Linked DNA regions of Mus musculus: regions 1, 3 and 4 are each linked to region 2. The links are chromatin loops, found by intact Hi-C in ENCODE. Cell type or tissue: heart. All regions are shown on one strand. Region 1 overlaps 5031425E22Rik (RIKEN cDNA 5031425E22 gene). Region 2 overlaps Lhfpl3 (lipoma HMGIC fusion partner-like 3). Region 3 overlaps 5031425E22Rik (RIKEN cDNA 5031425E22 gene). Region 4 overlaps Kmt2e (lysine (K)-specific methyltransferase 2E).

What was found. A loop is a pair of places that touch in the nucleus more often than their neighbours do. Peaks named below come from ENCODE experiments on the same cell type or tissue, not always from the same donor. Only the 100,000 strongest peaks of a DNase experiment are listed, where the experiment ranks them.
Region 1: it touches region 2 in a loop (2.5-fold over the local background); 2 of 42 quality-filtered maps call a loop at or near these places.
Region 3: a loop joins it to region 2, with 10 times the contacts of the local background. A loop is called at or near these places in 2 of 42 quality-filtered maps.
Region 4: a loop joins it to region 2, with 2.4 times the contacts of the local background. A loop is called at or near these places in 3 of 42 quality-filtered maps.

The regions. Positions count from the first base shown.
Region 1 is chr5:23,380,820-23,388,819 of GRCm38, reverse strand. It overlaps 5031425E22Rik (RIKEN cDNA 5031425E22 gene), which reads left to right. Exons shown (of 3, transcript NR_165300.1): 2 at 3,648-4,674; 3 at 6,291-6,518. Among named protein-coding and RNA genes, the nearest start is that of 5031425E22Rik, 49 kb to the left of the region's middle. In heart, a CTCF peak has its summit at 3,507; DNase peaks (open chromatin) are centred at 1,709 and 2,789; H3K4me3 peaks cover 1,043 bases; H3K27ac peaks cover 901 bases.
Region 2 is chr5:23,248,504-23,256,503 of GRCm38, reverse strand. The region is part of intron 2 of Lhfpl3 (lipoma HMGIC fusion partner-like 3); the gene reads right to left. Among named protein-coding and RNA genes, the nearest start is that of Gm17434, 62 kb to the left of the region's middle. In heart, a CTCF peak has its summit at 4,472 (motif pointing left); a DNase peak (open chromatin) is centred at 4,513; H3K4me3 peaks cover 644 bases; H3K27ac peaks cover 2,556 bases.
Region 3 is chr5:23,405,501-23,413,500 of GRCm38, reverse strand. All of the region lies in intron 1 of 5031425E22Rik (RIKEN cDNA 5031425E22 gene), which reads left to right. Among named protein-coding and RNA genes, the nearest start is that of 5031425E22Rik, 24 kb to the left of the region's middle. In heart, no CTCF peak of the experiment used is centred here; DNase peaks (open chromatin) are centred at 280, 3,280 and 5,230.
Region 4 is chr5:23,486,771-23,494,770 of GRCm38, reverse strand. Kmt2e (lysine (K)-specific methyltransferase 2E) reads right to left here. Exons shown (of 26, transcript NM_026984.2): 15 at 2,339-2,503; 16 at 1,264-1,572. Among named protein-coding and RNA genes, the nearest start is that of Kmt2e, 56 kb to the right of the region's middle. In heart, a CTCF peak has its summit at 3,757 (motif pointing right); no DNase peak of the experiment used is centred here.

The DNA.
Region 1 (8,000 bases), 130 kb before region 2:
CCAGGTACCATGCCAAGACTGTATAAAAAATATCATGTGATCCTCTCTAATACAGGGTAAGTACTATTATATATATCGTAAGGAGGAGGGCATCTTAGAGAAGTTTAGTAACATGCCCGGGGTTGAACATCCAACAAGGGCAGATACAGTCCGAGAGATCACAGCGGTGCAGTAGGAAAGTCTCTGGCATGATTAATAAACCACAGCTAGAATAATAACCAGCTAAGAGCTTTTACTTGGTGTTTCTTGTGTGCCAAGCATCATGTTGCTTTATGCATATTATTAGGATCTGTAAAGATTCCCCCTCACTCCTGACAGTTCCTCCATGTGGAAGAACTTCTGCTCCAGCATTTCTGACTTATTCCACTCCGAATTAGTGCTTCCCCAGGAAGAAGAATCAGGCTGGGAGAGGAGTGATTTCTTAATGGTGATTTGAGGAGAGGACTGGGAGCCTGTATCTCAGACTCCCTTCATCACATAGCAGCCAAACTCTTCTCCCTCCCGTGGTTACAGAGTGAATTCCTGGGGTTGGGGGGTGGGGAGAGGAGAAGAAAGAGAGGAAGGGAGGAAGGGAGAAAGCTGAAGCACACAAAATCCCAAGACTGGGAAACAAAATGAGTGACAAAGAAATTATACAAGCGGCTTCTAGTCCCAAGTGTTCCTTCTGCTCTGAGGGGAGGAAGTGGGGCTCATCAAGGTGGTAGAGGAAGATTTGGTATCCATGAGATGGTCCAGTGAAATCTGAGGAAGACAAGTGCATACACACAATTTAACAAGGAGGAAACGGACAGAGTGTCTCATAATAAACTTAAATTAGAAGAAGAGAAACCTGAGAAACAGGACAAGCTTGTGGATGAAGATACAGGAGACTCACAAGCTGGTACTTAACCAGTGAAGGAGATGCTGCCGAAGACCTGCTGAGACCCAACTAATAACATGACCAAATGAAATCATTCTTTGATAGTATTGCTTATGGTGATACTGGAGAAAGGAGCCCGAGTTAGGCTGAAGAAAGGTTAGATGCTGAAATGTTCGGAACCCCAATTTGTCCAGATGGTGGCCATGGAGCTACCAAGGCAGAGAAGTGTTGGCTTTCATATGGCAGGGTACGTGGTAGTGGCCGAGGAGGGACCATCACTGCCCCTCAAGTGGATTCAGAGGCATCATGGAGCAGAGAGTGCAGATTTTGACTATAGGAAAGATAATAAAGTCACCTCCTAGTCTACAGACAAGTTCCAGTCTCTGTACCCTTCTCATTCTGTTTGGAGATGCTATAATATGAGGTAGCTTATTTCAGCAGTTAGGGTGCTGGGTGGTAGACAGCTTTGTCAGTCAGCTATACACACACCGGTAAATAAACATTTTATATAGTTGTAAAATTTCATTCTATTCTGTTGCCAAAGAAACATTAAGAACTTTGTATAGCTTTTTAAAAAGCAACTACGTTTCTTTTAAAGAGAATAACTTTTAAAGTTTAAAAGAAAGGTGTGTGTGTGTCCTGCCTGTCTGATCTTGGCAGTTCTTTCCTGTTCAAGTATACTAACTTCGAGTCAATGATGACTAGGCTTTGACAGCGTCCTCTTGGCTTCCTCTGCGTCATCGTCATCGAAGCCATTTGAATGCTGACTTTTCCCCCTGGGCTTGCTAAGCCCAGTCCCTAGGGGACACAGCCATTTGAAACTCCCTGCGGTTTGAATGGGCTGGCCCAGCTGGCAGAGATCTGCAGCTGTGTTGCCTTTGGTTGCGTGGCAACGCAGCACCCCACCCATCTTCTGTTCTCAGAGCTGAAGATCAACACTGCTGAAGCTCTGTCTGCTCTTGCTGTCTCACAAGGACCGGAAGAGGATGAAACACCAGTCAGTACCGGGGGAATTGCAACGGAAAAATATTTTTCCATTTCGGTCAAGTCGCCATCGGGAAATCATTCAGACTCAATATTGAGACTGATACAGGGCGGTGAGTGGCATTTCTTGAGCAGGCTTTTCTGTTTGCAGAGAAATGCCCGCCCTTTGCGAACAATCAGCACCATTCAGCCTGGCAGGGTTGACGGAGCTTGGGGCAGGCCGCTGATAGATTTCATCTGCTTCTGAAACTCCGTGGTTTCGTACAGGAACACTGAAAAAGAGACTAGAAACAGGAAGTGGAAAAAAAAAACATTTCTACCTAATGGAAACTACCTTTTGTTCATCTGCACCTGCATTCCTGTTAAACATTTAAATTAGCGCAGGTATCTACTTTTCTAGGGACTATCCCCAGATGGTATGTACCCTAGAGGGGCTTTGCCTCTGATCTGGAATCTTCCTGTCACCATAACAAATCTCTCATTCTCTTTTCGCATTCCTCAGAAAAGAAACAGCTTGCCCATTGCCAGGAGGAATTAAGATCAGAGTCAGGGCAAAGTTCTAAACCAGTCTCCCCCTCCCCCACCCCTCCCCCTCCCCCACCCCCACCCCTCTCCCCTCCCCTCTCCCCTCCCCTCTCCCTCCCTCCCTCGCTTTATTTATTTATTTATTTATTTATTTATTTATTTATCTATCTATCTATTTATTTATTTATTTATTTATTTATTTATTTATTTATTTATTTTTGTGGCAGGGGTCTCTGTAACATAGCCTGGAACTCAGCCACACAACTGAGGATGGCCCTGAACTTGTGTGAGCCTCCTGACTTTCCTTCCTAAGTGCTGGGATTACAGGGATGCCCTTGTGCCACCATGCCCACCCAGCTCAGAAGCTCTCTTAGTGTAATTGTTGAGTAGCTCCCGAATAGTAAGGAACTGAGATGTAGTTGCCTTTGGTCAAGGAGGGGTCAGAGACAAGAGGAGTAAGATGATGACGGTTGGAAGATGTATGTCCGAGTGCACCACAGGGAAGCCAGGCTCAGAACTCCTTTTCACTCTGGTCCTTGCCTGCATCGACCCTGCTAGACGCTAGCAGATACTTTCTCACTAAGGTGGGGGAGGGTGGCTGAGACCCTTGATGGCACTGTGCCCAGAACAGAAAATGTGGTTGTTGGCAACTATATCAAAGGGCAAGGCTCTGCTCATTTAGAAACCTTTCCACCTCTGCTTACCAGACCCCATAACCTAGCATGCCCAAGGCCCACAGAAACTTTGGAACAATAGGCTTTGCCCCTCCTGTCAGTTATTTATTCATTTATTTAATTTTTCATTTTGAAGACAGGATATGGCTGCTCTTTTAACGTGTGTGAGTTCAAATCCCAGCACCTACATGATGGCTAACAGGTATCTCGAACTCCAGTTTGAGGGGATTTGATACCCTCTTCTGGCCTCCTCTGCTAATGGACAAATGTGGCTTAGACATAAGAGCCTGCAAAAACACTCATCCACATAAAATAAAAATAAATAAGTCTTTGAAAAAAATGTTTTTATTTACTTATGTGTATGAGTGTTTTGCTTACTTGCATGACTGAGCACCACATGTATTACCAGATGCCCAGGAAGGTCAGACGAGGGCATTAGATTCCCTGGTACTGAGTGCCACCATGTGGATGCTGAGAATGGAGCCTATGCCTCTGCAAGAGCAGCCAGCACTCTTAAGCACTAAGTACCTCTGCAGGTCCCCACCTTCAATTAAAAAAAAAGATTTACCTTTATTTATATGTGTGTTTGTGTGTGCCTGATACAGATGCTGAGATCCAAAGTCCAGGTCTCTGCTGCAGCAGTACTCTGATACACTGAACTCTGATACAGCACTACTCTGATACACTGAACTCTGATACAGCAGTACTCGGATACACTGAACTCTGATACAGCAGTACTCGGATACACTGAACTCTGATACAGCACTACTCTGATACACTGAACTCTGATACAGCAGTACTCTGATACACTGAACTCTGATACAGCAGTACTCGGATACACTGAACTCTGATACAGCAGTACTCGGATACACTGAACTCTGATACAGCAGTACTCGGATACACTGAACTCTGATACAGCAGTACTCTGATACACCGAACTCTGATACAGCAGTACTCTGATACACTGAACTCTGATACAGCAGTACTCTGATACACCGAACTCTGATACAGCAGTACTCGGATACACTGAACTCTGATACAGCAGTACTCTGATACACCGAACTCTGATACAGCAGTACTCGGATACACTGAACTCTGATACAGCAGTACTCTGATACACTGAACTCTGATACAGCAGTACTCTGATACACTGAACTCTGATACAGCAGTACTCGGATACACTGAACTCTGATACAGCAGTACTCGGATACACTGAACTCTGATACAGCAGTACTCGGATACACTGAACTCTGATACAGCAGTACTCTGATACACTGAACTCTGATACAGCAGTACTCTGATACACTGAACTCTGATACAGCAGTACTCGGATACACTGAACTCTGATACAGCAGTACTCGGATACACTGAACTCTGATACAGCAGTACTCGGATACACTGAACTCTGATACAGCAGTACTCGGATACACTGAACTCTGATACAGCAGTACTCGGATACACTGAACTCTGATACAGCAGTACTCGGATACACTGAACTCTGATACAGCAGTACTCGGATACACTGAACTCTGATACAGCAGTACTCTGATACACTGAACTCTGATACAGTTCTTCAGTACAGAGCCATCTCTAGCCTCTCTGACTTGGTTGTCTGTGTCTGCAGGACCTCAGGTAAGTAGGTGGCTTCACCTCCGAGGCTCTGAGCATTGTCTCTGTAGAAAGCAGCATTACTCCGTGGGCTGTACCAAGGGTTAGGATGCTGAATCCATGGCAGGACCACCTGAACAGGCCTGGGGGGAGCTACTGTGGCCCGATAATCATTCTGAGCTGAAGGCATCTAAATCCCCCATCAGCCTGAAAACAGAGCCCCTTGAAGAACTCAACTCCTCGTTGAACTCCCTTCATTGTTTTATTAGACAAAGGAGAAAGAGGCAATTTTTTTTTCATTTTTACAGCAAATATTTTATTTTATTTTTTTCCATTTGCCTAAGAATTTTATTTTTTTTAATTGGGTATTTTCTTCATTTACATTTCAAATGCTATCCCAAAAGTCCCCCATACTCCCTGCCCCCCAAAGAGGCAATTCTAAGGATCCTGATGGCTTCCTTACTTTTCTTTGGAGTCTTCTCTGTCTTCAGAAGGGCTTTCTGAAGCATTGCCACAGCCTTCTTCTCTTTCCAAACACAGAACTAAAACTCCTTTTCTGGAAGAGTTTTCAGAGTCTCAGGTGGGTCAACTCCTGGCCAACCCCACATGGCTGACCAGCTACCCCACCTAGCTGTTGGCTCTTTGCAGCCTGGATGCAGTTCCTATCATGACCAGGGAATCTCAGAGGACTTTGCCCTTGGAAACCTGTGGCCTCTGATTTGAAGTGGGCCTTTCTTTGGAGGCCCTTGTGTTTCTCAGGGCTCCAGCATTAGTTACTTCCAGAAAGTATCACAAGCCAGGAGGGTGGTGGGCATATGTAGTCCCAGCTATCAGGGAGACTGGAACAGGAGAGTGGCTTGAGGTAAGGAGTTTAGGTTGATGTGAGGACTATAGCAAGACCCTGTACAAAACATTGGAAATGAATTATCTCATGGTTCTGGAGTCTAAGAGCTTAAAAATCCAAATTCTAGCAGGGTTGAAGGTAAATATGTTTCAGGATTCTCTTCTAGTTTACTACTCCTTGGCATATAGATGGCTGTGGGTGTGTTCATATCTTTCCCACAAATGTATATCTTTGTGTCTGAATGTTCCTCTTCTTATGTGATCGGTAGTCAAATTGAATTGGCATATGCTCGATTACCTTTGTAAAAAGACTATTTTCAAATGTTAACTAGGGGGTAGTGTTTCAATAAATGGACAACCCATAACAACAGCCTAAACACAGGTATGCAGCCTTCTCTCGCTCCTAGGAGTCTGAGTGGCAGATGGACCCTAAGTCCCATAGAGTGATGCCTCAAGTGCATAGGGGCTGGAGCTTGCAGGAAAATTGGGTGATAGCCAACAGGGCCAGTCGAAACAGAATTTCCTGGGGCTGCAAGCAGAATAGTGACCACTAAAATACAGACTCAGTCCTTTAAAAACTGGTATTCAGCAGGTGAGAGAAGACTTTAATTAGGCATTAGAACACACGTGGCATATATATATATATATATATATATATATATATATATATATATATATATATATATAGAGAGAGAGAGAGAGAGAGAGAGAGAGACTTAATTGTGCAAGAGTATTTTATTTTTTTTGTGTATACTTCTTTCTTTAATTTGTATAATTTTCAAACTTTTTTTAATTAGATTGTACCTGCCCCCCAGCCTTGAGCAGCCCACCTAGAGGGTGGAGTCTTCTGACCTTGGTGGAGTCTATTGTATGCCGCATCTGCAGCTTCCTGTAAGAAGCCACTACTTGCTGAGCAGCTGAGTTTTCCTTCCAGATGAGATTCTGGCAAAGTAGGGGATAGGCTCCCCACCCCCGCCCTTTAAATTCAGACCTTAGAATTAAAACATTGAGCCTTGATCAGAGAACTATGTCTTGGCTCATTATTTCTCTCGCCATCCTTCCCATCCATCCCCAGCTTTCCTTTCAGGAACCCAGTGACCTGTGGCCGCTGGCAGCTACATTAGATATTTTCTCTATTTACATCTCAAATGTTATCACCTTTCCTGGATTCCCCTCCCAAAACCCCCTATTCCACACCCCCTGCCCTTTGCTCACCAACCCACCCACTCCTGCTTCCCTGTCCTGGCATTCCTTTACCCTGGGGCATCCAGCCTTCTCAGGACCAAGGGCCTCTCCTCCCATTGATGACCGACTGGGCAATCCTCTGCTACATATGCAGCTGGAGCCATGACTCCCACCATGTGTACTCTTTGGTTGGTGATTTAGTCTCTGGGAGCTCTGTGGGGGTCTGGTTGGTTCGTATTGTTGTTCCTCCTATAGGGCTGCAAACTACTTCAGTTCCTTCGGTCCTTTCTCTAGCTTCTTCATTGGGGACCTTGGGCTCAGTCCAATAGATGACTGTGCGCACCCACCCCTGTATTTGTCAGGCACTGGCAGAGCTTCTCAGGAGGCAGGCTCCTGTCAGCAAGCACTTGTTGGCATCCACAATACTGTCTGCGTTTGGTGACTGTATATGGAATGGATCCCCAGGTGGGGCAGTCTCTGGATGGCCTTTCCTTCAGTCTCTGCTCCACACTTTGTCTCTGTATCTCCTTCCATGGGTATTTTGTTTCCCCTTCTAAGAAGGACCAAAGTATCCATACTTGGGTCTTCCTTCTTCTTGAGCTTCATTTGGTCTGTGAATTGTATCTTGGGTTTTCCAAGCTTCTGGGCTAATATCCACTTATCAGTGAATGCATATCATATGTGTTCTTTGGTGATTGAGTTACTTCACTCAGGATGATATTTTCTAGTTCCATCAATTTGCCTAAGAATTTCATGAATTCATCATTTTTAATAGCTGAGTAGTACTCTATTGTGTAAATGTTCCACATTTTCTGTATTAATTTCTCTGTTGGGGGACATCTGGGTTCTTTCTAGCTTCTGACTATTATAAATAAGGCTACTATGAACCTTATAGTATAGCATGTGTCCTTATTACATGTTGGAGCATCTTCTGGATATATGCCTAGGAGTGGTATTACTGGGTCCTCAAGTAGTACTATGTCCAATTTTCTGAGGACAAAACTGATTTCCAGAGTGGTGGTGCCAGCTTTCAATCCCACCAGCAATGGAGGAGTGTTCCTCTTTCTCCACATCTTCATCAGCATCTGTTGTCACCTGAGTTGTTGATCTTAGCCATACTGACTGGTGTGAAGTGGAATCTCAGGGTTGTTTTGATTTGCATTTCCCTGATGACTAAGGATGTTGAACATTTCTTTAGGTGCTTCTCAGCTATTCGGTATGAATCCATTTGGTTCATAGTGTCTGTTAGTTTCAGTGTGTCTCTGTTTAGTTTGTGTTTCCCTGGTCTGTCCATTGATGAGAATGGGGTGTTGAAGTTCCCC
Region 2 (8,000 bases):
TACCTACATTCATTACCTTTTTAACTAGGCCTCCAGAGTGCCGGGATTACAGAAACTTGCCCCCATGCCCAGCTGATAAGGCCCAGCTGTGACAAGCTAGACCATCGCTTAGCCTTCAGCTCAGCCATTTCCTATGAGGGAGCCATCTTGCCTCTAGCTATGTGCTGTGCAACAAATGGCAGTGGGAGTGGGTTAATGCCATTAATGTGGTAATGTGTGGGAGGAAATGACTGCCTGCACAGCAGGCATGACCAGAGAAAACACCAGGCTTTTCTCTGAGGCACAGGAAGGAAGTTCCCAGGCAGAGTCAGCCAAATCCACTCATGCGTGGAAAGCAAGTGAGCTGTGTTGCAGAGCATCAGTGGTCCTCCCTGTCCTGACCCCAGAGACTCATGAAGGACTGCGAGAGTTGTAATGTTATTTCTGGAGTGTGCTTAACTTTCAGTGAGAGCAGCTCAGACCCTGGGAGATGATTCCATTCATATAATTTTGCAATAGAAGAGCTTCCTATTGCCTAATCTCATTAGTGCTGTTTTATGTTCAGTAAATGGGTAAAAGCCAAGTTTGTGATTCAGTAATTTTGAGTGCATAATTTCCAGCACTTACAGTGTGAAAAAAAGTTTTTTCCCCCTAATGTGTGCAAAGAGGAGGCCCAGAACTTCTGAAATGACCACTGGGTAGAATCAAAGAGGCACATTGCTAAATGGGGCCATAAAATAGCAGGCAGGACACCTGGAGAGCAAGCAGCGGCTTCATTCTTTCTTCCAGTTCCTGATAGAACTTTTACATAATTTCCAGTCAATAGCCATCGTTGCTTACATCTCTTAGCTTTGCTCCATTCATTGAACAAATACTAACTGAGTACCCACAACAGGGCAGGTACTGTTCTAGGCATGCAGTGGTGGACAAAAGAGAGTAAATCCTAGCTCTCATGTGGTTCATATTTAAATTGGCAGAACACTAACACATATATGTAATAATAAGGTAATTGAATGTGATATAAAGAAAAATACATTGAGGCAAGAGGATAGCAGCTTATTTAGGGCAGGTGATCAGGGAAGGCAAGGGCATTAGAGATGTGGGGCTGGGCATCTTCCAGATGTGGCATCGTCAAAGGGAAAGGCAGGGGGCATGGATGAAGCCAGCAGGCAGGGGAAAAGAGAAAGGTGTCAGTGTTGGCAGACAGATTCTGGAAGACATTTGGGTTGAGGTGCTGTGCCTTGAATTGCTTTTCTTTTGCATTTCTCCCCAGCTCAAGTCTTGGGTAGTGTGTGTACCTAGTCTAAATGCAGCAGGAAACTACTGGGTTGCAAGAAAGGGAGGTTGGAGGAGAGAGCTGTCGTGAGAAAGGCTCATTGTGGGAGTATGTGGCAGCCAGGCCATATCAGGAAAGGAGGAAGGCAGCAAGGATAGTTCAGAGACAGTGGAGTGGTCTAGGAGAGATGCTGCTGCTTTGGGCAATCTGGTAGTGGTGAGGGGTCAGCTTCAAGATGCTGATTTAGGCTGTGTGGGAAGCCTCAACCTTGGGATGGCCTTGCAGTTGGAAGGCTGAGGCAGGGCTAATGTGAATTTGCAGGTTTAAATGTTTAAGTCATAGGCAGTAGGATTTTGTGAGAGGTTGAATAAGGAGAGAGAGAGGGGGGGGGGAGAGGGAGAGGGAGAGGGAGAGGGAGAGGGAGAGGGAGGAGAGGGAGAGGGAGAGGGAGAGAGAGAGAGGGAGAGGGAGAGAGAGAGAGTGAGAGAGAGAGAGAGAGAGAGAGAGAGAGAGAGAGAGAGAGAGAGAGAGAGAGAAAGTGTGAAAGAGAGGTGAAGAGGGGAGGTAGGGAGAGGAAAGTAAGAGAAAGAGAATCATATAATTACTAAGTTTTTGATCCTTTTTCTTTTGGAAAGCGAAGTATCTGAGCATAGATATAAGGTAGGCCACTAGACAGATATGGAATTCAGGGGAGACTTAGGACTGGAGACACATAGTTGGGAGTCATTACTTGAACAGACTTAAAAACTACCAGATTAGATGAATCCACTGGAGGAGGAGGGAAGAAGAAGGGAGAGCTGAGCGGTGGCTAAGGATTCTGTTGCTGTGATTAAACAACATGACCGTAAACAAGCTGGGGAGGAAAGTTTATTTCAGTTGGTACTTCCATATCACAGTCCCTCATCAAAGGAAGTCAGGACAGGAACCTGGAAGCCATGGTTGATACCCAAGCCATGGAAGGATGCTGCTAACTGGCTGGCTCAGTTTGCTTTCTTTTACATTTCAGGACCAGGTGCCCAGAGGTGGGCATCAGTCATGAGTTAAGAAAATTCACCACAGGCCCATCTGGTGAAAGCATCTTCATAGTTGATGTTCCCTCTCCCAAAATATGACTCCATCTTATGTCAAGTTGACACAAAACTAGATAGCACACAAAGCCCAGACATGGAGGGAGGAGAAACGGCCTAGAAGTAGCAAAGAACATGGGCTTCTGCCCCTCTGTCAATGCGGCAGCTTCAACATCATACAGATGTTTCAGAGATTATCTTGTAGCTGCTTATGAATGAATGAATTATGAATGCTAATTATGAATGCTAATTATGTCCCCCCAAACTCTATGAGAGTATCCGCACATAGCTTCTGGGAACCTGCTTCTGATTGGTCCTAAAGATGCCGACAGCTAATAGCAGGGGAGGACAGACAGAGGCAGGATTTTAGGATTCCTGAGCTTGGGACCAGGAGCAGGAGAGGAAGAAGGAGATTTGCCATATTGGGAGAGGTGGGGGAGAGGAGAGAAGGGTGAACAGCAGAGAGGCATGGCTGCCGTGGGAAGGAGCTGGGAGAGCACGGCACAGAGCACGGCCCGGCTGGGCCCAGGGCAGCCAAGATAGAACATAGAATTAGTAAGTAATAACTCGGGATTAACAGCATGGAAGTTAGGCAGTGGCTCAGCTATTGTGCTGTCTAAGGTATGTTAGAATATAAAGGGGTGTGTGTGTCTTTCATTCGGTAAGGTAGAGCATTGGGGTAGTGAGCCCGCCTCCGGATTTATCGTAATTATTTCAACATTACCTTCTGCGGCACACAATGGAAAGGAGCCCTGCTGGATCCTTTCTCTTCTGCACAGGGCATCAGCACTGATGTGAGCAGAGGGTGGGGTGGGAGGTGGGAGTGGGCACTAGAGGACTTCCCCTCCCCCACTGTTCCTCTATGTCTTACCCCCTCCATGGGTTCCCACCTCTCTCTTCCTGCTCTGTCCATGGGTGTTTTGTGGTTGAATGTCTGCTGGGCCTAGGACAGCCTTGTATGTGCTGCCAAGTTCCAGAACCCATGTTTCCATTCCCCAGGAAGGCTTCCTTCTCTGAGGCCTGGGCACAGATAAGCTGTTTCTTTTTTCTTTAAACATCCACCCCCACACATTTCAATAATTGGAAATTACAGCTTGCAAAATGTCAAAAGGCAAATTCTCCAAAACATGGAGTTTATTTGTTCACAGTTGAGTGTGATATTTTAAGCAGATAATCAGCTACTTTCCCAGCTAACAGCTGGTTGAGAGCAGCCTATACTACATTTTAGTTTACAATATTTTACTATGGTGCACATAAGGTGGCTCGGTGGGTAAAAAGGTACTTGGCACCAAACTGAATGATCTGGTCCCTGGAATTCACAGATTGGAAGGAGAGACCTGACTTCCACAAGTTGGCCTTTGACCCCCAGATGCGCTCCTTCATGCACTTCACACACTCCCACCCTCAAACACAAATACATCTATAAAAGACTTAAAAAAATCCTCTATGGATATAGCAGAGATTCTTTACCATGTGTAAGATTCATTTAGAAAACTCATTAAGTACAGATCCCTAAGTTGTGTCTCTAGATACTTGTATGGCCCGCATGCTTCTGACACAGAAGGGTTTGTGAACATCCTTCGCTGGAGGATGTTGAAGAAGGGAGGAACAAACAGAACTTTGGGGCTCTCTGTGGGGAAGAACTGAGCGAGAAGGTGTCAAAATAAAGACTTTCCAACAAACAAGTACGTCTCAGAATGACCCTGAGGAAGAAGAGAGGAGCTAAGAAGTCACAGAAAGGAATGGAGTGAAATCTTTTCCGTGGTAGTGCTGGTCCACCAGGAACCCACTACAGCTCCACATCTATGGGAGTGCACTGCAGAACTGAGCAGTTAGCATGCAACAGGTATAGTATTGGTAGTAGATCAAGCCTAGGCAGCATCTAGGAATGCTTTGCTCTCTGATGGAAGGAGGTCCTTATCTGTGTTTGCATACTCAGAAGCCAGCCCTGGAACTGAGGCCTCAGCTCAGCCACTGTGTGCACTGTAGACTCCACACAGCCTAGGTATGGAAGCTCGAGAGGAGTGTGGTGACTGGTCCAGGTCAGATTCAGGAGAAAGGAGGTGGGTGATCGAGCTAGGCTAGTATGTATCACGTCTCCACCCGTCCCTCCCTTCCCCAGAGGGTTTTGGCGCCCCCTGATGGTCTCTGATCTGGGGTGCAAAGAAGACCTGGCATGAACATTCAAGTAGGAACTGAGTCATAGTTCTGAGGAAGGAAAAACTTTTTCACCAGGATCAAGCTCAGGGATATCACCTGGTGTCCTGAACAATGACAGGAAGCCTCCTTTCCCCCTTCCCCGCTGTGTTTCCCAGCCTCCGCCTCCTAGACACTTTGCACTGGAATTTCCGAAGTACGGGATTCAGTCTGGTAACTAACTAGCTCACTGCTGCACACACCCCACACCTTCCCTCCAGTCAAGGCTGGAGACCCTGCCTCATTTTCACTCATCAGTAAGGGAAACCTTCAAGCCTTCGAACTCCACTAGGCTGTCTTCTATTTTTAACAGCTGGGCTGCAGAAACAGTGGGCTAAAAATAGAACAGTTTGTAATACCGTTCAGCATGGACCCAATGCCAGGAGCACAATTTAAGCTTATCCATGACGAAATACCATTTAAAATCATATTATTTCAGGTGACTACTAATGTCAGGTTTGTCTTTTTTTCTTCTTCTTCTTCTTCTTTTTTTTTTTTTGAGTTCTCCAATATGAGCTTTTTGACAAATACTTTGGAAAGGAGAAAACAGAATGTTGTGAAGAAATCTGCCTAAAATTACCTTGCAATAGTCTTAGCAAAAGCTTTGTGAATGTCCCTTTAAACATTATTTTTATTAGTTTGTGCATGTGACTGTGTGTGTGTATGTGTTTGTATGTGAGTGTGTTTGTCAGAGTTTGTGTGGGTGTGTCTGTATGTGTATATGTGTAGTTCAGAGCACAACTTTCAGAAATGGAATCTCTCTACCTGGGATCCAGATGTCCAACTCAGGTTAGCCAAGCCATCTTCCCAGTCCTGTTAATTAGATTGCTCTGGGTCCTTCTTGTTTCCAGTGTGTAATGAATGAATACAAAGTGTGGCTTATCTCTAGAACACACCACTTCATCACAGTGGTGATAATAATTGAAGCAAAGACTGAACCAGCCTCTGACCAACCTGGAAATTTGGTATGGATCGCTGAGTACGACGTTATTTGCCTTTTGCACATTATGTGATTGCAAGACTTCTCCGAAGCTTGTTTAAGTTGTGGCAGTGGGGTGGTGAGGGGAGGAGGACTCTCCTGATATAAGTAACTTTGATGTCACCATTAAATATGTCTAAGACTTCAAAGGTCTTGGTTGAGATGGATCTGTATTGTCTGAGATTATCTGGGAGGAATTAGCAAGCAATTAGCAGTTAGGTGGTTTCACTATGGACAGATTCACTTAGATGTGTCTAGTGATCAGGCAGGGCTCAGGACCAAAGTTCTAAATGCAGCAGGCATTGCTATTTTGCATCTGAATGTAGGGAAGGTAGCAGAGGGTGTGAGGACTTGGGAGTGGGAACAGACAGGCACTTGATGTGGCCCAGGAAAGATACTCAGAAGGTGACCACATGCAAACTCTCTGCACTAATGTGGAACGACCATTTGCTTTGTAAAACAGAAGGGAGAATTCACTAGTTACGTTTGGGGCAATGAATAATGATCCTAAATCCTCAAGTGGGTCTGAGACCCCCACCCCCGCCACTGGAGTAGAGAACAAGCCCATGTTGTCACATATGCTGGGGAATGTTGCGTGCAATTTTAGAAACACGCTTTGGCCTTTGCCCAGGACCTCTTCCCTTGCTCCTGCCTTAGCTCTGAGACTGGCTGCTGCCAGCCCCTCTCCCGAGAAAGCTGGGAGTTTTCCTTCACACTCCACTGACTTCCTCTTGCAAGCTGCCAGCCACCACCCTGACTTTTTTCTTTCTCTGCCCAACTCTGCTCCATAGATGAAAAACATTAGCCAGCTTTATTATTTTAGAACTTGCCAGATAACACATTTGCTGGGTGCAGGATCTCCTGACTTAAACTTATCAAGTAATCTGTTAGCTAATCTATATCAGCCAGCCTCTGCAGGTGGCCGGCCAAGGCCACTGGTTCTAGCTACCCTAAGATCTTACATGGTTGTTGTATGCTTCTTGTTCCAAAGCCTGGCCGAAAAAGTCCCCTCCTTTGAGTCTCTTTTTCTCCCGGGACCCAGAAGTCCCACCTTTACCCTTGGACTAGCAATTGACTCTTGCCTTCTTTATTGACACAATCAAGACCCAATTAAGGAATTCAGCACTTCCCCCTACAGGGAAGTACTCCACCGCTCAGCTATTTCCCTAGGTAATTTTTTTTTTCCTAGCTTTCTGAGACTGACTATCAGGTAGTTGGCCCTTCACTTACCATATACTAAGGATGGTCTTACACTGATTCTTCTGTTCCTACCCCACAAGCACTGAGAATCCAGACATGCGGATCTTGATTTTTGAGACAAGGTCTCAATATGTGGCCCAGGCTTTCCCTAAGCTCCCAGGCTAGCCTTGAACTGATGATGCTCTGCCTCTGCCTCCTATGTACTGAGATTACAGGCTTGTGCCTTCATGCTGCACTTCTGGGAGCTGCTTGGTACCCATTCATTCGAAATGAGAAAGAATTACTTTGTGCTGAAGTCTTCCTTTTAGAATAAAGACACTCTCAAGCAGAAAGATGGCTTTGATAATTTCTCTCACTTCTTTTTTATAGAAATCAAATATTAATTAAAGCAAATAAATCAGATTGCAATTCTGGAGTAATTGTGAATTGCAGTATCAAGATGAAATGCTGCTTTCCAGTGCTAATTGGTATCATTTGTGATTTGTCCAAACTAATTTGATATCCAGAGTCAGATTAACATTTTGAACATTCTAATAAGAGACTTATGGAAATGAGGTTAAAGCAGCTGGCATCTATTTTTAGGTGACATTTCTTGGGAGACCTACCACATGTCTGGGCTTCCCCCCCCCCCCCCCCCCGTCTAAACAAAACTGCAGTGTTCACCTTGGTAAGGCAAGATCCATGAAGTTTTCCTCAGAGTTCTCTACATGCCTCCTCCCTCCAGCTCCCCATTCCCACAGTTCCTCCTTAAAAAGCAAACTAGACTTCACCCCAACACTCTGAAGTCAAATAAAATTGCCTGTTAAATGGATTCAATGAAAGATCTTGCTGGGGCTTCACCTCCCACCCAACAGAAGCAGTTTGTTTGCACATAGAATTTCAGTGGAGATGTAGGCTGAATGCACTCGCAAATGTGGATGCATAGGATCACACATACATATTGTTAAAAGTCTGAGCTTAAAGATTGGTATCCTGGTTTCCTTTAGTGGGATCATCTGCTGTAATTTTTTTCTTTTACTAACAGTTTGTTTACCTGACGAATGTTTCTTCCATGAAACTGAGCTGAATGTCAAGCATGCTGGAGAGTCTCATTTCCATACATACCTTTGCAATGGTTTGAAATGGACTTATTCAAACCTTAGACTGCCCAGGGCTTCAGTCTGAATTGACTATGCAAGGATTAAAACTCTCTTTAGCATATTTTACAGGGTAAAGTGAAACAGGCTGATTCAGGTGACCCTGTTCAAACACTTATTTACTTCAGCCCTGCCTTGATGTGTGTCTTTCTGTGACTGTCTAGTGC
Region 3 (8,000 bases), 160 kb before region 2:
GATGGATGGGCTCAACTTTGAGATGACTGAATGTCTTTTTAAAAAGTGAATTCTTTAGAATATTCAGCTATTCGTGTTAGTGGAGGAGATCCAGAGACCATCCCACGGGACCTTTAATTCACTGTTCATTTGCACTTGGGGTTATGAGACACTTTGGTAATTAACATTTTAATATGGGTGTGCCTGTGGTTCTGGAAATTTACAACTGTTTACAGCAAATAACAAAGCTACCCATTGAAGATGCTGACTGGACTGGAATGCTGTCTAATGGCTTTTCCAGCCTCCGGACCAGCTCAGGCCTGGAAGCTTCTAGCTTTGGCTTTGCTCGAAGCTTTCAATCCTGATGCTTTGCCACTTTTCAGATTTCTCCTTTGAAACCCAGAGGAAATGAAACAATAGCAAGTTCCTCTCCCTGGGATCAAAGAGTGCCTTAGCTAGAGGTTTTGAGGTGATTCTCAGAGCCATGAGCTGTATTTGGCATTCAGTTTTTAATGGCAGTGAAGTTGAAAAACAACCATACATAAACTGTAGTTGCTAATGGAAGAGCTTGAGATAACCCATCTTTAATTTATGGCTGAAGATTATAAAGGAAACCCTTTGATACCCAAAAACGTCTCACCTAGAACTCTCTGGCCAGTGAGCAACCTCAACTAGGAAAGCAAATATATTTTGTACTCCTGAGACCCAGCCCCCAACATGAAGATTTCTGTTAAGTTGCTGCTGGATGGAGGACCTGCTCTTCTAATAGCCACCTAGGTGAGAAATGATTCAGCACTTTGACCACAGCCTGCTGAATGGTTCTGAGTTACAGGCACCCGGGTAAGCTGCGCCCCACAGCCCTGACCCACGAAAACTGGGTTAAGTATTTCAAGATAGCTTTTAAAGTGCTGCTGCTCCATAGTTTATCTTATCTTTGTGCTATGGCTTGGGCAATTACAACCACCAAATTCATTTGAGTTATCATTGGCATGTGTGGCTTCAGTTCTCCACATTACCTAAGAGGCCAGGTAGCCAGAAGACTCAACCTGGGCAGCCTTCCTACATAAACCTCTTGGCTCCAGATACATGAGTTCTGCATTGTGTCTGGAGAAAGAGGTGGTGGTTACAGTCAGGAAAAACTGGAAACTACGTGGCCAAGTGTATACAATCTGAAAACAAGATGCAATCAGTCTCCTGTGTCCTTCTCTTCCCTGTCACATCACACACCACAGACTCAGGAGACACCATTACTGAAGTAGAACAGGTTCTTGTGCCTATCGACAAAGGAAAGCTTGATTAATTGAACTATACATTCTTTCTAAAAAAGCACATTTGTTTTTAGGTCAGGAGGTCAGAGCACTGTTCTGTTAAATGTTTATATCTGGTATTACCTAAAATATGTGTTGAGGCCGATGGCATAAGGTAGAGGCAGTCAATGGCAGAGACTGCCGTCGCTTTCAACACATGGATTTCATTTTGCAGTCTGAGTTGGTTCAGCACCGGCTCTACATTGTAACAGGGAGAAGATGGAAACACTCCTTCTCTGTCAGAATGGACTGCTTGCTCCATTCTTCTACTCCCACCTGGCCATATCTAGCTACAAAGGAGGTGGAGAACTTGCGTGACCATGCGCCCACCTAAAAAGTCTTATTTAGGAAGAGAAGAGCTAAGAGTGGCGACGCCCCCTCGAAGTTTCAACTGCACGTGAGGCGCAGGCTAGAGGATGGCTTGTTGAGACCAGCCTGAGTAACAGAGAAGGCCCGGGCCCAAGAAAAAGCAAGACACGGATAGTTCCTTGGGAAAAAGGCCACAGTTCTCAGGCTTGCCACCTCAGACATGCCTAATCAATAGCTCAGAAGTGCTGACTTAGAAGCACAAAGAAAAGGGTTAAGAACTGGAAGTCCTCCTACTTTCTCTTAATTTTAGATAGCTTAGTAATTATTTTCTTGAGGAGGCTAGAAGGCTCGGAGGTTAAAAGCACTTGCTGCTCTTGCAGAGAACCTTAATTTGATTCTCAGCCCTGACATCAGATGGGTCATAACTGCCTGTAAGTCCAGTCCTAGGGAACCCAACACCCTCATTTGGCCTCTTTGGGCACCTGCACACATGTGATATACACACATAAACATGGATAAAAATGAAAAATCTTAAAAGAATTATGAAACTGTGGAGAGGAGGGGGTGGGGGAGGCGGTTCTCTGTGTAGCCCTAGCTGTCCTGGAACTCACAGTGTACACCAGGCTGGCCTCCTGTATATGGCTGTGGTAAGTGGCCAGTACTATTGTGACATGCCTGGAGTAAAGATAGGACTTTTAACCTGTCATAGAGTTGAAAGTAGAAACTGGGAAATTTGGATTTTTGGATTCTATCTCTTAACAAATAAGCATTTTTTTTGCTACAGCCTCAGCTTACAATGTAGCCCAAGCTGGCCCTTGGATGTGTGGCAGTCGTACCTCTACCTCCTGAGCACTGAGATTATAGGTCTGTACTTTTAAATTCTCTAAAACTTTGTAAATTTGAAATCAGTTGCTCATTTTGTCTGTGTGTTTGTTGTTTGAAACAGTGTCCTGCTGTGTGGCCTAGTCTGGCCAAGAGCCCAGCACCCTGATCCCAGTGTCCTGGGCTCAAGTGACCTTACCACCTTCAGTCTCCTGAGTGGCAGGACCACATGCAGGCAGCAATGTCTCCAGCTTGGAAATAAGTTCGTTTGATCTTTCCAGCCCTGCCCTTGTTTTAAGATATTTGGGGAAATCAATTAATCCTTTTTACATTTCATTAAGTACTCTTGGGTACCCACTGTGTAGAGTATATCAAAATCTGACCCACCCCAGCTAGCATACATATGTGAATGGTTACTGTAAAGGAGGGGCTACCAACTGCCCATCACATTCCCAGGTCTTTCACATCTGCATCTATCCACTCTGGCAGCCTGAACTGCTGCTGTTGTGCCCCTCTGCCTGTGCCTCACACTCTGCTAGCCTCCCTCTGCTGCTTTAGGAATCAGTGTCACCGAATTTTATCTTGTCCCTTCTGTTTGTCTAACCTCCAGCAGGGAAGTAGGAAGACAGATTTGCAGAAGTCAGTAAGGAAAACGACTGTCAAAAAAGCACAGTTCCATTTCTAGATCCAAGAAAAACTTCCTGTTTTGTTAAGGGCCCTTCTTAGGAGCGGAAACTAGCGCTCTCCAAAGAAAACCACAATAAATAATTTCACCATGTGTCCTGTGTGTTTAGCAAGACTTAAATCCCAAGAGAAATGTGAATAAGAAGAGAAACCATAGGACACAAACCGCCAGCTTCCTTCCCTCTCTGCCACTCCCCGAAGGAACAGTGACAACTCCGGAAGCAGAAAGGTTTTAGGAGAGCCTAGCAGGGGAACCCGGCACAGCCTCAGCAGCTCACTCAAGCATGTCGTGGCTCAGATTGCTCAGACTTTCTCTACATGGAGTTTCCCTCTTCCCAGAAAGTTCTAGAAAAGCTGCCATTTGACCTACACTTCCATTCAGTAACAACAGTTACTGGCTTACCACAAGTTTGTATCTTGCTTTTGCTACATGATCTATCCATCCTGACTGGAGGCAGTGTGAGGTCAGTGACAAATGCCAGAACCCTGCTTATAGACCCTGCACTTTGTAGCGCTATCTGTGGAGCTTTCCGCCTCCACCATCCTGGCCATAGGAGGAGAAAATTCATACACGTTACCTGTGTCTTGGCCTGCAATTGGTAAGAGTGTCTTAGTGGCTGGAATGAACAGATGAAGGGGATGGGACAGGCAAGGAACCACAGGAATATGGAATGGGGGAAATAGCAGTGCCTCCTCTGCAACATTTTAAAACTACAGGCTGGGGCTGGCGAGATGGCTCAGCAGGTAAGAGCACTGACTGCTCTTCCAGAGGTCCTGAGTTCAAATCCCAGCAACCACATGGTGGCTCACAACCACCTGTAATGAGATCTCTTCTGGTGTGTCTGAAGACAGCTACAGTGTACTTACATATAATAATCTTTAAAAAACAAACAAACAAACAAACTACAGGCTTACAACATGTTACAGCAACAGGGGTCCCCATCAGATCATCTCTGTTTTACCTAAGATTCTCAACTATTTTCTAAGCATCCTAACAGACAAGCCTCAGGTGACTATCAGTCTGCCCCACTTAAGGGTAGAATCTATGGAAAGGTTTTATCCATGAGCAATTCTACTCCTTTTCTGAGTTTAATTAGTTAATTAATTTGAGTTTAAAATAAAAAATTTGCTGCTCCAGAGGAACTAACAGTTCAATACAAGTCTGACCTAGCCTCTTGTCTCTGGAAATACACTGAGTAGTAACTGGGTTTTTGTTGGTTTGTTTTTGTTTATTCTTTTTGAGCCCAGAGGTCAGGTATGATGGTACATGCCTGTAATCTCTGCACTCAGGTTGCTGAAACAAGAGCTCACTGCTGTATGAGGCCAGCCTTGGCTACAGAGAACGATCATCTCAAACAAAACCAAATCTTAAATCTACATTAAGTGTTAACATGATGACAGTATAAATCTAAAGAGTTGAAGTCAGTGAGAAGGTCCACTAGGCACTTGCAACGTTTGCCTGCTTGGTCAGTTCCTTCCCAGAACCCATGTCAATTTGGAAGAGAAGTGAGTGCATGGGGTGGTCCTCTGATCTCTACACACACACACACACACACACACACACACACACACACACACACACACACACACATTTCCCTCATGCAATAAAGATAGATGAATGGATGGATGGACTGATGGACAGGTATGTTTTAAACTGGAGACGGTTACGCGCAAAAGGCGGCACTAATTAGACTCAGGGATTAAAGGATAAAGAATAAATGGATGTGAGGTCAGGAGAGAGGTGTTGGGGATTGAGTGGAGGTGGAGGGGGTAGATAGGATCAAAACACATTGTACACATAGGAAATTCTCAGAACAAACAAAAGAGATTGTTTTAAACTGAAGGCTTGTTCACAAAAATTGTTCAGGATAGATGATTGAAGCCTCCGCTCACAGTTGACTCACGCCTGACTCCTGGTGAGGGTTCCCATGCCAGGGGGGGAAGCTCTGAGTTCATCACCATCATCTGTTACATAAACACATAGTTCATATGGGAGTGACAGTGCTCCCAAGTCCTCCAGCCGACAGTCTTATCCAGGTCTTAACCTCACTTTGGAGACACTTTGTCATCCCCCAGAAAGGCAGGAGAGTAAAGGAAATGCGGGCAAGTTCAAAGCAGGCTTGCTTCATAGGGCGGGTCTCTGCTCTTTTGTTTGATTTGGCCAGTTTTGGAGCTGTTTTGGGACACATGAGGTTCTCTAGCCAAGAAGCCTTTTCCAGACCCGATTTCCCCTTGGAATGACACAGTATCCTCCTTTAAATGTGGCAATTGTAAATTCCTGCCTGGGGAGTAGCCATTGATTTGAATTGAAGCTATTTGAATAAACCTGTACTAGGTTAACAAGGCTGTATTGTCCTGCAGCCTCTATTGAGGTCTACTATCATCATTTCTGATGACATTATATCCCCTCACCCAGCATTTGACTGCAGAGGAACACCTCTCTGCATTCTAGTTCTGCCTCTTTTACTTGCGTGTAATAGAAACCTCTTCTCGCCGTTTTATCAACACTGAGCATGAAAATCCCAGTCTCAGGGCTTTTTGTTTTGTTTTACTCTTTGTTTTCCATCTCTGATATAATTCTATGCCTTAGAGGTTTCTCAGATTTGAGGTACCCAGAATAGTACTTCGTAAGTGTTATGTACATACAGAAGGGCACTCAGTACACTCACAGAAGGTAGAATCACTTCTTTATTACCTGTGCACATTCTAGTTACTAAATGGATCACAGGAGCCCAGGATTAAAACAGCAATAAATCTGCGTCATGATACACTCTCATAATAGCTTTGGGAATTTTTTAAATGTGTTTTTATGGGATTGAAGAGATGGCTCAGCATCTAAGAGCTCATGCCTACTTTTGTAGAGAACCCACGTTTGATTGCTAGCAGCCACATCCATTGGCTCACAACCACATCTAATTTCAGTTTAAGGGATCTGTTAGCTCAGGCCCCTGGTATCTGTAGACATACACTTGTATATACATATACATATATTCACACATAAGTAAATTAAAATCTTTGTAAACATCTTAATGTGTGTGGGTATTTTATCTGCATACATCTGTGCATGTCCATGAAGACCAGTAGTAGGTCATTTCCCCTGGAACTGGAGTTACAGAGGGTTGTAAGTTTTAATATGGGTGCTAGAAATGAAGTCCTGGTCCTCTGGAAGAGCTGCCAATACACTTAACTGCTGAGCCATCTCTCCAGACCCTAGAGTATTTTTTAAATTAATAACTGAAGACAATCTACATTAATTTCAATTACCCCACCTTTTAAGTTTTTGCTTTTGTGTTGAAAGACAAGACCTCAGCTTGTAACCCTGGCTAGTTTGAAACTTGCTATATAGACCAGGCTGACCTCAAACATCTGCCTGCTTTTGCCTCTTGATATAAAGAGAGTTGGTATAAAACTGTTGGACTTGACCCCCTTTCTCTTTTTTTCTTTTTCTTTCTTTATCTCAAACTCCAGCCCCCTTTCTATTTTCATCCCTTCAGGGCCCCAGCCTGGCACTGTCTACCTGTAGGGTAAATCTTTCCCCTGGATGAACTTAATCTAGATAATCATCCCAAGAATGCCCAGAGGTTTCTCTTCAGTGATTCTAGATCTTGTAAATTTGGCAATATTAACATAATCCCATCCTTTGTCAAAACCCAAACACACCACTTTTAATCCAGTAAGCTCATGGCTACCTCATAATTCAAAATGAATTCAGTCCAACTTCAAACATAGCCATAGTCTTTAGAAATCTCAACTCTATTTCAAAGTCCAAAAATCTCAGGCCCGTGAGATGGCTCAGTGGGAAAGCACTTTGTTGTGCAAGGCTGAGTTCCATCCCTTTGAAGCCACGGCAGAAAGAACTGCCTCCTCCAAGTTGTTCTCTGACTTCCACGTAGACACCATGGCATGTATGCATCAACACCCAAACACACACACAAAACGTGTTCCAGTCCAAAGTCTCAAGGCACTCTCTTAACTGTAAGTACCTACAAAATCACAAGTTATGTTCTTACAATACACAATGGCACAGAACAAACTTTCCTATTCCAGAAGAACTGAGTTATTGCAGTGAATGCTGGGACCAAAGTAAGATGAAAAGCCTGCAGGGTAAACACGAAGTCCTGCAGCAACATGTCTAGTGTCTGGAATTTGTGATCTGGGTACCAACAAGGCTTTAGAAGCCCCACCCCTCCCAGCATACTCAGCCTCTTTCTTGAGCCGGCTGTACATAGCCATGCGGCTGTCCTTGGCAAATACCCTATGGTTCCAGCATTTCCAATATCTTGGGGTCTTCACTGAAATTTGGGCTTCGCCTTTATGATTCCCTATGATGGCCATGCACGGCCTCCTTGCAGGGATTCCAGTGTTACCGCACGTTGCATGACCTCAGCAGTCCTCTGGAACCACAGTGCAAGGCGCTACGATCCCCTCAACACTGCATCTTTTGTAGCCGCAAAATCATTTAGGTAACACTGTAGTCAGCTTCAGGTGGAATCTGACCCTTTTGGATGGCACTTTTTTCCAGTAGCTTCTGTGCTGTCCCTGGGGAAATATTTCCCTAGGTAGCTGCTTTCTGAGCAGGGCAACCACAATTTCAGTTCAGCCTCTCTCTTTTCAAGTGAATTTGCATTTTCAAATTTTAATGGGTAGGGCCTTTCCTTCTCCCCACGCCCTCCATCCTCGGTGCAGAGTAGGAAGCTCCTCTTTTACCAGTCACAGCCTCTTTTTCTTCAACTTTAAATGTACTTGAGCCCTTTTCCAGGAATACACGGCGTACTTTATCTTCCTGCCCACTTGTTGCTGTTTCTTACTGTAGTTATGAATGAGAGGGGTGAGTGGTCACCATATCACAGCCCGCATGCTTCTCACCTGCCTTGAATTTCCTCCACCAAACAAAATGAT
Region 4 (8,000 bases), 240 kb before region 2:
TTCTTCTATATACCTTTGTAGGACAAAGCTATTATATGTATTATTAAAAAGAATAGCATCTTTAGGAATTCATGTTATTTTAGTACTAAATGATAAAATGCTGTAAAACTCAACTTGTTTTTTAACAAATACTTATATTTTAACATTTATATTTACATACTTAACAATTAAAAAATGTGATATTTGTGATTGAGAAAAGAATTTAAAAACTCAAGTACTTTCCATTTTAAAAAGAAACTTAATTTTTTTCCCCTTCCAAATGTGGGTAAGCAATATATTTATTACTACCAAAAGCAAGTATCCACTTTATTTAAGGCAATATAGTGCACAGTCTTTGAATGAAACATTATAGTGATATTTCAAACAAAACCTGTAATTCGCTGGCAAAGATATTTAAGAGTCTGCTACTGACTTATATAATCCTGAGCTTACAGAATTCTTTAAGCAATACTTTTCATTGTTTAGCAGCCTGCCTATAAAACTGTATGAAATTAGGTAAGAAAAAACAAAAAAAAGGTTTAGGCCCCAAGTCACTTGTTTCTATGTGTTGTCATTTACTTGGACAAAAACATCAGTCTAAGGCTATGCTATTACTTTTAAGCTGAAAAACTCAAGTTGTTCAAATTCATATGCGGTTTCCTGTAAATTGTCTCATAATTCCGACAGTAATAAAATCTGATGTAACACTGATCTTCCTCTTAAATACAAGGAGCTACAGTGAAATAAATGGCTTAATGTAGAAGGGTGTTTTGCTCTCCCTGGAGCCCACGTAGTGCAAGAGGGAACTGACTCCTACAGCCCCGACGTGTGTATTCTGTGAAAACACTCTTAAGTCTATATTCCTAGTACATTCTAATGAAATCACAATTTTTTTCCTATTTAATTCTTATCATCTACCTAAAGTAATTATAAAATGTATAAACAATGAAGAACTGGGGTGTGGCTCTTGGGTAGAGGGCTTGCCTGTCATTCACAAGGCCCTGGATTAGATCCCTAGGCACGGGAGAGAGGAAGTATGTTAACCCAGTTTCAGAAACCTTAGAGAAATCATGAACTACAATACTAAAGGTGTTCATATATTTAATCTTCATAATACAAACTGAATTTTCTTGACAATTTGGTACTTCTCAGTCTTAGGCAAATATCTGCAAGTGTAAACATGACACTGCTTAGCTCATCATAGGTGCAGGTTGAGGCTCTAAGGCAATCATTCAGCTAGGAGACACTTGTTGCAAATGGCGTTACTGTCGTTAGGACGCATACCTTCTTTGTTTTGGGGTACTTTGTGGGACACTTATTAAGTGCTGGAACTTCCGCTTCAGGAATTATTTCTGCTACTGCAGTTTCAGTTTCTGGTTCTATAGCAAGTACAGTATTTTCAATCTCGTTCTGTTGTGACAGAACTTCGATGTCAGGAGAAGATGGCGGTATGTCTGAACACATGCTGACAGTTCTGTGTCTCCGACGCTGCTGTCCAATGTGAGTCCTACTACGAGAAAAGCTCTTTCTCTGCTTAGTTCTGTTCACTTTGGCAGCGGCTGGCTTGATAGCAGTTTCTTCTTTTACTTGTTCCTAGTTCAAAATACAACAGTGGGACTTCTGATGTTTATAGATAATTATGTTGAAATATATATAGCATTATCTACTTTAAAACCTAGCTTTCTGGAATCCTTTATGTATTTTAGGCTGGGTAATAGTGGTGCACTCCTTTGAACCCAATACTCGGGAGGCAGAGGCAGACAGAGCTCTGAATTTGAAGACAGCTTGGTGTCCAGGGTAAGTTCCAGGAAAGCCAGGGCTAAACAGAGGAAACCCCGTCTCAGAAAAAAAAACCAAAACCCAAAAACAACCAGAAAGTATGTTTTCACGTGTGCATCGTGAGGCCAGAGGCCAGCCTGTGGGGGCTGGTTCTCTCCTCCAGCCACAGAGCTGCTGGAGAAAGTCAGTAGGCATGCAGCAGTGTTACTGAAATACCCAACTTCTGGTAATGAAACAACTCAACACTTTATATTGGAAGTCAAATATAATCTCGTTTCAATTCTAAATTCCCCATAGGGTTTGAAAATGCTTTAAAAGACTAGTAATTAGGTATTATTTAATATTCTTGGGCTCGTGAGATGGTTTCACTTGCACACAAGCCTAAAGACCAGTTTGAGGCCCAGAACCCATGGGACTGAGGAGGGAGAGAAGTGACTCACACAGAGTTGTGCTCTGCCCTCTATGTCCATGCACACAATAGCATTGAGCACACAGCCATCACTTTTATCATGGAACTCTACTGTGTAGAGACTTTAAGGCACTAAACTTGGACAGTCAGGGTGATTCCAAAGGATGATACCTGCACCACTTCGGCATCGGCGATGACCTGCGACTCTTTGCATTCAGGCTTAACTTCTGTCTTAGCTGTGCTGATCCTTTCCAAAGCTTGTTCTCGTCTTTTCTCTCTCTTCTCAAGTCTGGCAAAAGCCTGCAAAATTGCTTCCATTTTTCTTTCTTCTCTTGTCTAAGGAATGTAAATTTGAAGTAAATGTCTTATTCCAAACAAAAATTCTAAATGCCAAATGTTCATGACAGATTTTAAAAACTGCTGTGATAACTATTAGCATAACAAGTCTATTGTTGGTAGGTATGGGAACAGATTACAGCCACTCAGCATGTGTGAACCCCACACTTCATCTCAGTGAGCCGATCTTAGTGTATGCCAAGAAAGGACGATACAGCAAAACAAAACAGCCAGAAAAAAAGAAAAAAAAAAAAACAACAACAAAAATAGAACTTATTTTCTTTTACGAAACCAAAGATTTCAATACACAAATTTGCCTTTTTTAAAAACAAAGACTGAAAATTCCTAAGGAAAAAATATGTTGAAATGAAAAAATATATATGCACTTAAGGAGTCAGGCATATAGTCTTAGGTTCAAACCATGATCCTACCAGTAATTTTTAGTAAACAGCTCTGTCACCTTCTTAGGAGTGTAAAAGCATACAATACTTAAACACTTAAGACTGTCACTGAGTTCAAATAGAAAACATGAGGCTTTTAGAAAGTGGCAGGCATTCCAAAAACAAAACCAGTAGCTGTCATTTCTTTCACCCTTTTGCCCTCCATTCCAAGTCTCGTAAGGCACTCCGCTACCTTCTGCTCCTCCTTCCTTACACTGACACTCTTGGGTAGAGAATATTAAGAACAAGACCCAGAGCCTTGAGCAGAGGGCCTGGCAATGCTTCAGCTCTCAACCAGAACCAGGAAGCAGGTCCATCAACTGTCCAGTTCTCCAAATGAAAGAACCAGGTCCTGAGGCTCAGATCCATTTGTCTTTCCTCCTTCATTGTCATCGATGTGGGGAAGAAAGAAAGAAAGATCAGAAACTCAAGATCTGGCTGCCATACACTTCGCAACACTGGAGTGTCAGCTTTAGTTCCAGTAATTACTGGAAGAGATTTAAGCATTGATAGATAACTGTTCTTACTCTTTCCTGTGTTTGTAGAAAACATATTCAGTAGGGAACAAAAGATGTTAATGCAGTGTAGCTAGGATTGCTTTGTAAGGAGTTTCTAATTTTCACCCTTTTGATTTTACACACAGGAAACTCAGGGCCACAGAGGTAAGATTACTTGTTCATACATTCTGTGTTCTTAAAATCTAGAATGGGTATTCAAAACATTAAAGGTTTTACTTGTTCTCACCAGAACTGGAATTTTTAAAGAAGATTTCTTTCATGTATATGAGTGCTCTATCTGCCTATACGCCTGCACGCCAGAAGAGGGCATCAGATCATTATCTCAGAGGGCTGTGAGCCACTATGTGGTTGCTGAGAGCTGACCCAAGACCTCTGGAAGAGCAGCCCCCAGAACTGGAAATTATAAAGCCAAATTCTCAATTTTTTTGTTTCTACTTTTACCTTTAAAACATGACCTCCATAAAAACCTGTCTCTGTATATTAAATTTTTCTAAAATGCACCATTTAGAAATCTGGATTTCACAAAAATAATTCTTTGTTTTGTAGGCTAAACTCCCTTGAAAACAGTGTAATAACTACATGTTGATTAAACCAAACACTCCTTCATAGTCTTTAGCTAGTACTCCCCCATCAAAAAAATGGCATATTGCCTTCTGTTGATGGAACAAAAAATGTACATGTATGTAGGTGACTCAAAGTTAGGGCCTTTGCATAAATTATGAGTTTCCTGACTGCTAATTTATCCATCTTTCCAATTAACTGCTGATAACAAAGCACAAATTTTACATTTCTACATGTGTTTATCATATAGCAATAAAGTTGAAAGCACCAAATTCCTAATAATTCCTCTAGCTGAGATTCATCTTAAAGTATGTAGATGTTTAAGGATAAATGATTGCTTACTCAAATTTTAAAAATTAGCAGGTTTTTGTTTTGTTTTGTTTTGTTTGTTTGTTTGTTTTTTTTAAAGACATGTAGTCTATGTAGTCCTGGTTGTCTTAGAACTCACTATGTAGACCTAATCTGGCCATAAACTCTGAAATCAGTATCCCTCTTTCTCCTGAGTATTGGTGCCACCATGCCTAGATTTTATTTATTTTTAATTGTGTTTAATGTATGTGTGCTCTGATGCACATCTGAGCCAGAAGAAGGCATCATATTCCTTGTATATAGCTGCTGGGAATTGAACTCAGGACCTCTGAAGAGCAGCCACTGCTCTTAACCACTGAATCATCTTACCACCACCCCCCTCTCCCAGGTTTTCTAGTCATCACTGTATCTAATGCAATCCTTGATACATGGTCATGTGTAAAGAAGCAACCATTTTACTGATCTATCTGAAAAATATGTTAACTTGAGTTTATAGGGAACTGGAGCTGTTGATAAGAGATAATGGGTATCGTAATTAACCCCTTATAAGACTACTTATAGCTTGTAATGGCTATAGTTTAGAACTGTGACACAAGCCATGGCTTTATCCTGAGCCCAAAGCTACTTCATTATCTGTGAGCTGGGAAACTGACAGATTCCAATTCAGAGCTGGATTTGATAACTGCTTTAGATGTTAACCAGAGTATGTGGAAGTATCCCATGTGACCGACCACCCTGGTTCACTATTCTTGTGATATATCTTAGTACATTATTTCTTAGTATTACAATTTCATGTAAGCAGGAGGAAAAAAAAATCTGCTTTGGACCTCTCCCCAATTGAGATGTGCTTTTGATAATTTAAAATGTTTAACTGTGTGTGTGCAAATATGTGTGTCTGTGGGAAGGAGTGGTATGCATTTCAAAGTGCTGTGTGAAGGACAACTTGGAGTCAGCTCTCGCATTCCATGCAGGCCCTAGAGATATTACTCAGAGTCATTAGGCTTGGCAGCATATGCCTACACCCACTAAGCCGTCCTGCAGTGGGAAATAACCTGTACTGATTGGGCTATCACTCATCTGTAGCTTTCCAGGTGAGCTTAGTGTTAGAAGTAGCATATGTTTCTCCTGCTCTGCTTTTCTACCTTGCTGTCTATCATGTGCCTTTTCTTAAAATGATCCCTGGATCTCAAGAGCCGTCGACCTGGCCTGGAGTAGCCAGAGTACAAGATGAAGAGCGGCTGGGGAAACTGTTTGTATCTCTGCAGCCTTCCAGTCTCCTTTCCTCAGACTCAGCCCAAGGGCTGCAAATATTCCAATAATAAGATATCCCCATTTTAAAACTGAGAAACACAAAACTGCATGCAAAATAAAGGAGATGAAACCGAAGAGCATCTACTGAAAACAAGACTTCTTATATTAAAAATACAGTCTCCCCCCAAACCCCCTTCAAACAGCAATCAGAACTAATAAATGAGCCAGGCAGTGGTGGTACACACCTTTAATCCCAGCACTCAGGGTGGGGGTGGGGGGTGGGGTGGGGTGGGGTGAAGAGTAGGGATGGGATCCTGGTAGAGGGGGGAATCTCTTATGAGTTTGAGGGCAGCCTGGCCTACAAAGGGAGTTCCAGGTCAACCAGGGTTGTTAAATAGAGAAATCCTGTCTTGAAAAAACAAACACACAAAAAAAACAAGAATGGTAACTTTAAAGATCACTTAGGCTATTAATAATGAAAGTCATTCCACAGTAATAAGCCTTGCTTACATGTATTCCCATTTCCTCTATCACATGAGGGTCCAGTGCCCCCCTCACAGTCCTGTTGACACTCATGTTTCGCTATGACTACTTTCTATGAGAGCTGATCTGCCTTCTCTAGCCACCCAGTACTTACATAGTAAAACCTACCCACATAAACAGTCAGGTCTCTATTAAATGAGAATTATGTTCTGCATAAAGCATATATGTGGAGGTGTACTGGGAAGCATGTGGAGGCTTTGTATACGTTACAAGGTAACTAGAGCATAACCATTTCATTTGGCTTGGACAGACTATAGAAAATAAACTTATTCCTTTCTGCCATGCATTTTAACAAAAATGGTTCCTCAAGGATAAGAAACTGAGAAAGGTTCTTAGCATCAGTTTCACCGTGCAATAAGGAGAAATGTGAGAGAATGAGATCCATCCTAAGTCTATCATCAGATGACTTTCCTGATAACAAATTTGCTCTTATACTTTAATATTAAAACCTGGCACATTGTAAACAGGCTTGCTAAGTTCCTTCACTTTTAAATGCATAAGTAACAGCATAGATTCTGAATAATAGTGTTGTACCAGGGTGCTTGTTCCACAAAATAAGAACGAGGAATGTCAGAAGGGTCATCATGTACCCCAAAAGTTGCAAGGTATTCAAGTGCAGATAAGATGAATCAATAGAATTAACCTAGCTAACTATAACATAGTTTTTCACAGACATCAAATTAGACATCTATGGAATACTGTGTGATGTGGAGGAAGGCTGAGGAAATTGTGAGAACTGTGTATAATCTAGGTAAAGGCTACAGATATTAGCTGATGCTTCACTTAGCTCAGAGCTTACCTAGTCTAATTGGGTGTTGTCCATTTAGTCTGCTCATTACTAAACTGCTATTCTAAAAACCATGTAATTTTTCTCCCCTTAGCAGTGGGGTTATGACATGAGTTCTCCTAAGGAGTTTATGTTGGTTATGAGAACTATCTGGCTTGGACATTTGTCGCCTCACTGATCACCAGGATTCATTAGATATATCTGAATGCTTAGTCTAATGTCCCCTTCCTTCCAAGCCACTCCAGCTCCATGTGTGTGCCTCAAACTGTACTCAGTTAAAAAGGTAGATGACATCAGATAAAGCCTTTGACAAGGGTAGGTGAGTAGGTGTGCTCCCGTGTCAAGAGTTTATGCAACAAGGATAACAACTCTGGACATTCCTGGCTGGCTGTCTGGCAAGTCCAGAGACCTACCTCATAACTTCATGACTATCCTTTCATTTGATTCTCAAATTTCTGTACTAAATGTGAACACCATCATGATTTAACTGGCTCCAGTTTCAGCGATGTGACTGTAATAGGCCATGAAAGCATCAGGAGGCAGAGGCAAATGGTTGTCAAGAAAAGTTCCAAACAGTTTCAGCTACATAGACACAGCATGCACCATACCCTCACGTCTAGAAACAAAAGACAGGCTGGAGCAATGCTTCAGTGGTTGGGAGCACTGGGTGCTCTTCCAGAGGACCTGGGCTCAATTGGCAGCTCACACTTCTTTACATGGTAATTTTTCGGGTGGTGGGTGTAGTAGATCAACCCAGGCCCTTAAGAGCTATGTGAGTGCTCTATCTCCAAGCTGCCCTGGGGACCTCTAGTTTACTCTTCTCCTCTCCTCATCTCATGGCAATCCTACGGCTTCAGCCCTGCAGATCCTGAGGTACAGGGATGAGTCAGTAGACTCTGCTGCTAAAACTGACTTACAACCTCTTTTCTGGCATTTATACTGAAGAAACCTTTACAGATAAATCATGAGGGGCACAGCGCTGTTGTTCTAGTAACAGCATGAGCACAAACATGGAGGCCACTAGGTCATGGTGGATTGTCAAGTTTTGATACATAACTGACTTTGATATTATGTACCCTACCTGACTT